Regions from separate parts of the Homo sapiens genome. Here region 1 is linked to region 2. The links are chromatin loops, found by intact Hi-C in ENCODE. Cell type or tissue: IMR-90. All regions are shown on one strand. Each heading gives the region's core, and the rest is flanking DNA. Links, peaks and the distances in the headings are about the cores only. Region 1 has its middle 23 kb from the start of SEPHS1. Region 2 overlaps FRMD4A (FERM domain containing 4A).

The links. A loop is a pair of places that touch in the nucleus more often than their neighbours do. Peaks named below come from ENCODE experiments on the same cell type or tissue, not always from the same donor. Only the 100,000 strongest peaks of a DNase experiment are listed, where the experiment ranks them.
Region 1: a loop joins it to region 2, with 4 times the contacts of the local background. A loop is called at or near these places in 4 of 110 quality-filtered maps.

What each region holds. Positions count from the first base shown.
Region 1 is chr10:13,370,310-13,373,222 of GRCh38, reverse strand. No RefSeq gene overlaps it. Among named protein-coding and RNA genes, the nearest start is that of SEPHS1, 23 kb to the right of the region's middle. In IMR-90, for the core only: a CTCF peak has its summit at 1,154 (motif pointing left); a DNase peak (open chromatin) is centred at 1,122.
Region 2 is chr10:13,658,503-13,661,415 of GRCh38, reverse strand. It overlaps FRMD4A (FERM domain containing 4A), which reads left to right. Exons shown (of 25, transcript NM_018027.5): 20 at 863-1,100; 21 at 1,926-2,093. Among named protein-coding and RNA genes, the nearest start is that of PRPF18, 73 kb to the right of the region's middle. RefSeq lists enhancers at 709-768, 1,099-1,148. In IMR-90, for the core only: a CTCF peak has its summit at 1,260 (motif pointing left); no DNase peak of the experiment used is centred there; H3K27ac peaks cover 1,027 bases.

The DNA of each region.
Region 1 (2,913 bases), core at 182-2,681, 290 kb after region 2:
TTGAACCCGGGAGGCAGAGGTTGTAGTGAGCCAAGATCGCGCCATTGTACTCCAGCCTAGGTGACAGAGTGAGACTCTGACACACATACAAAAAATTAACTTCTTTGGGAAGCATACTTCTGGGTAGACATCCACTAAATGGGACTCGAAGCAGATCAAGGAAATTAATGGACATGATTTTGTTTTGCAACCCCATAAAGGAGAATAAATAGATAACCAGATATTATGTGAAAAATGCTTCTGTGGTCAAATGTGTTTCCAAACCTTGCCTGCCTACTATGACCTCCTCTTAGAGATGCACAACACACTTCCTGCTTATTAATAGCTCAGAGCAGCTTTGTCCAATAGAAATATAATCTCTGTCCAATAGAAATATAATGTGAGCCACAGCTGAATGTAACATTTTTGACGTGGGATCATCTAGGTACCCATCAACAGTGGATTGAATAAAGAAAATGTGGTGTATATACACCGTGGAATACTATACAGCCATAAAAAAGAACAAGCTCCCGTCCTTTGCAGCAACAAAGTCGCATCTGGAGGCCATTATCCTAAGCGAATTAACACAGAAACAGAAAATCAAATACTGCATGTTCTCACTTATAAGTGGGAGCTGAACTTTGGGTACACATGGACATAAAGATGGGAACAGTAGACACTAAGGACTCCAAAAGGGGGAAAGGAGGGAGGAGGCAAGGAGATAAGGGCTGAAAACCCACCTGTTGGGTGATATGCTCAGTACCTGGGTGATAGGATCAATCGTACCCCAAACCTCAGGATCATGGAAATATACTAAACCTGAACATATACATCCTGAATCGAAAATAAAAGTTGGAGACAGAGTTGAGACTCTGTCTCAAAATAAATTTATTTATCTATTTAAAAAAATAAAAAGTGTTGAGCTTTTCTGATCCTAGGGCCAGAGAGCAGCAGGGAGAATAGTGTTATATTCAGCTGTGGTTTCTGCAGTGATGCCTGGCGCCCCCACAGCATTTAATATTTTGAGAGTGTTTAGCTCTGTTAATTCCTGCCTTTTGCAGGATATAGAGAAAGAAACAGAAGCACAGAGCTGATGAGCTGCTCCTCCTCCCCTGGGCCAGAGCACAGACTCCAGCAACAGGATCCTGACTCAGAGCATTAGGTTATGCTGCCTCCTACCGGCCATAGTGGGGATCTGCACAAAACCCACAGGTCTCATCTGGATTAATACACAGACTTTTTTAAAGAGCGGGGAGGGGAATCTCGTCTAAATATGTCTGCAGTCTCCAGATTGAGAAATGCCATTCTAAATCAATCAAGTGACAAAGTTCACATATCAACCAAGCCTCAAATTCTAAGAGGTGCTTTTCATGGGAGACCTTGCAAGGCAGGGTGTTTTCTTTGTTCTCAGGATTATCCACTTTGTGTATATTTTCCACAATAAACCTCACAGTCATGGTGACCTTTTGCCAGTCACCTGTCTACTTGGCTTTCGAAGCTGTTTATAACTCCATTCTTACAGAAACATACTTTTCCCCCAGGTTCTGTGAAACTGTACTTATTTCTCTCCTTCACCTTATATAAGTTTCTGTCTTTTCCCATCTAGAACAGGGGAGGATATCATTGCTGTGTCTCAACACTCTGTCCTTTACACTTCTTTTTTTTGTTGTATTTTTTTTTAGACAGGGTCTTGCTCTGTCACCTAGGCTGCAGTGTAGTAGCACAGTCATACCTCACTGCAACCTTGATCTCCTGGGATCAAGTGATTCTCCCATCTCAGCCTTCTGACTGCTGGGACTATCGGTGCACACCAAAATGTCCAGCTAATTTTTAAATTTTTTTGTAGAGATGTGGTTTTTCTGTGTTGCCCAGGTGGGTCTCGAAATCCTGGACTCAAGTGATTCCCCACCTCAGCCTCCCGAAGTGTTGGTATGATAGGCATGAGCCATCAGGCCTGGTCTTAAAATACTTTCTTTTTTTTTTTTTTTTTAAATAATGATGGGGTCTTCCTGTGTTGCCCAGGTTGGTCATGAACTCCTGAGCTCAAGCAATGCTCCCAACTCAGCCTCCCAAACTGCTGGGATTAGAGGCATGGGTGCCCAGCCTTTCTTAGTTTTTTAAAACAAATAAAATGTGTGCTGGGCGAAGTGGTTCACGCCTGTAACCCCAGCATTTTGGGAGATCGACACGGGCAAATCACCTGAGGTCAGGAGTTCAAGCAGCCTGGCCAACATGGCGAAACCTCGTCTCTACTAAAAAGACAAAAATTAGCCAGGCATGGTGGTAGGCGTCTGTGGTCCCAGCTACTCGGGAGGCTGAGGCTGGAGGATCGCTTGAATCCAGGAGAGAGAGGTTGCGGTGAGCCGAGATCGCGCCACTGCACTCCAGCCTGGGCGACAGAGTGAGACTCTATCTTAAGTAAATAAATAAATAAATAAATATAAATAAAATGTTATGAAGTTCAAGCATAACCTCTACTTCTGGCTTTTCTCCCTCCCTCCCAAAAGTCAGAATATCATGCATTTTATGTGAGTCCTTCTCATTCTGGTCATAGATAAACACATTCAGTAAGTATGTAGTAGTATTATTATTTAGTGTTTTCAGATTTCACGAACGGCATCATATAATGCATTTTATCTTGCACTTGTTCTGTTCACTTAACACTATGCTTTTTAATTATAGTAAAATATACACAGCATAAAATTTACCATTTTAGGCCAGGCACAGTAGTTCACGCCTGTTATCCCAGCACTTTGGAAGGCTGAGGAGGGCAGATCACCTGAGGTCGGGAGTTCAAGACCAGCCTGGCCAACATGGAGAAACCCCGTCTCTACTAAAAATACAAAACTAGCCAGGCGTGGTGGTGCATGCCTGTAATCCCAGCTACTTGGGAGGCTGAGGCAGGAGAATCACTTCAACCTGGGAGGCAGAGGT
Region 2 (2,913 bases), core at 97-2,596:
GCTGGTACCCTGCCCTCAGGGCCTCCACACTTTGGTTCAAGCCCTTCCTTCCTCCTCCTCTTTGCCTGCCCACTGCTCAAGCCCCTTCAAGACCAGCCTCTCCCACAGCACCTCCTAGACTCACTGAATTTGCTTTTTCTGAAAGTCCTCTAGCGCACTGACGTGTTAGATCATTTCTTTCCTGGAGGCAGGGAATCATTTATTAATACATAATCTTTGTAGCTCATCTCCTTAAAAAAGTTAAGGCAGTTTCAAAATTAAAATATAGAGGAAGAGATTAAAAGAGAATAAACACAGCTCTGGGGGAAAAAAGCAGAGTAGACACCCGATCCACCCAGCAGGTATTTACAATGGACATATAGACCCTCATTCATTTTTTCTTCTCCAACCAATGGTTATCAAGCACCTACTATGTGTCGGCTGAGGATCTAGCAGCAGATGAAACAGACAAAACTCTCCCAGAACTCAGACCCTCCCACAGTGAATCAGATGCTTAGCATCTGTTGAAAGACAACTTAGCACTACAGCAGTAACTACATTTTGCTGTTTAGTGTGAAGCAGTCATTTGTTGGTGGTATTTAATGACGTTCAGACTTCACTCCATTCGTGTCTAATCAAAAGTGACGCATCTCTTCCCATGCAATCCCGCCTGCAGTGGAGGTTTGGCTTGCCCTGGTTTGGTTTGACTCGTCTTGACTTGTCTTGGCAACTGGGGAAGAGTTTCAGGGTTTCTCATCACAGGGGTGAAGGTGTGGGTTTGGCTGTGTGGCTCCAAGGTGCGGGTGGAGGGGTGTAGGGGTTCTGTCTCAGCCTGTGGGAAGGATGACCGGGGCTCAGTTCCTCTCTTCCTGTCTTTGTGCAGAAGACTCTCAGGTTACCAGCACAATATCCCCCCTACATTCTCCTCACAAGGGACTCCCTCCTCGGCCACCGTCGCACAACAGGCCTCCTCCTCCCCAGTCCCTGGAGGGACTCCGACAGATGCACTATCACCGCAACGACTATGACAAGTCACCCATCAAGCCCAAAATGTGGAGTGAGTCCTCTTTAGATGAACCCTATGAGAAGGTCAAGAAGCGCTCCTCTCACAGCCATTCCAGGTGAGCTGCATCGTGAATGAGGCCAAATGAGGCCTCCCTCTATGCTCTGGAAGAATCAAAGGGCCGTCCCAAGTAGCATCCACGGTGACAAAATCCACATCAACCTAGTTCCTCCCCGTGGGGTTTGCCTTTCACGGGGCCGTGCTCACAGCGCCCTCTGCTGCCGACACTGTTGAGGTACATTTTTGTGACTCAGAGAAATTGGGGCTTTGGCCCACAATCAACGTGATGGCAGATGGTTTGAATGCTGTTAAATTCCAGAGGAATTAATTAGGAAATCTCAGGCAGCGCTATTCTGAAATAGCAAGTGAAAGTCCACTCGGAGCAAATGCAGAGTGGTTCAGAACTCTACCCCCTCATCCAGCAGAATTCTCCAGCCAAGCAGCTGTAATCCAAGCTGTGTATTATCAGCTCATTACCGGGCTGACTTTGTAGGGAGGTTTTTTTTGGGGGGGAAGGCATTTTCGGTCTGCTTCTCTGTTTTTCCCATTTCCTTTAATCACCCTACCAAGCTCCAAGGGGGGTGCCAGGACAGGTAAATATTTGTTTCTTGGAAAACAAAAACTGTAAGGGCAGGACCGTCACACTGCCTGACACAGAGAAGGCTGACCAGGGTTTTCCTCTCATATTGCCTAGGTTGGGAGGGGGGAGGGCATACCCCCTGCTGGGGAAAGGCTGAGAACCACAGTAGAGGTCTGACCAAGCGAGGTGGGAGTCACGGGCGAGCTTTCCCCACATGCTGGGATCATTGTCCTGAACTAGCCAGCCCCCCAGGAAAGGTGCTGTCTGTCTGGCGGTGACCACGTGGCATCCTTGGCTTTGCAGCAGCCACAAGCGCTTCCCCAGCACAGGAAGCTGTGCGGAAGCCGGCGGAGGAAGCAACTCCTTGCAGAACAGCCCCATCCGCGGCCTCCCGCACTGGAACTCCCAGTCCAGCATGCCGTCCACGCCAGACCTGCGGGTCCGGAGTCCCCACTACGTCCATTCCACGAGGTGAGTCTGCCTGGCCTTCCTGCTCAGACCAAGCCTTCCTTTTTAAAATTGGGCATTGTCAGCCCCAAGCTGGCCCAAATAATGGATGAGCTACAGTCAGACCTGAACCTGGGAGGATAAATGAAGCGGAATAAAAAACCAAGCTGGCAGCAGTCAACCCCCGTTAGCCAAGAGACCCATGCACAGGGCACTTGGAGTCAGCCAAAGAATCCCCGGGCTTCTGGAGACAGGGAGCATGGAAAGTTTCCTAAGCAAAGCAGAGGCCACAGAGGCTGGCTGGGTTAGCATGGGAAGAGGTCTTCTATCTTTCTACTGAGGCCTAAATTTATACTGGACTTCCTTTAGTGCCTCAAAATGTAAATTCATAAAGAGCAAAAGAGCCAGGCAAAAATGAGGCTTCAGTGAATCACACCTTCTGTTTCTTTTTTTTTTTTTTTTTTTGAGATGGAGTCTTGCTCTGTCACCCAGGCTGGAGTACAGTGGCGCGATCTTGGCTCGCTGCAACCTCTGCCTCCCGTGTTCAAGCGATTCTCCTGCCTCAGCCTCCCAAGTAGGTGGGATTACAGGCACCTACCACCACGCCTGGCTAATTTTTGTATTTTTTAGTAGAGACGGGGTTTCACCATGTTGGCCAGGCTGGTCTGGAACTCCTGACCTCAGGTGATCCACCCACCTTGGCCTCCCAAAGTGCTGGGATTAGAGACGTGAGCCACCGCTCCTAGCCACACCTTCTTTTTCTAAAAAGAAGCAAACCAGATCACGGAGGGCCACGTGATGGGGGCTTTCATCCCCCTTCTGAGTGGCAGTCGGAAGTGGGACT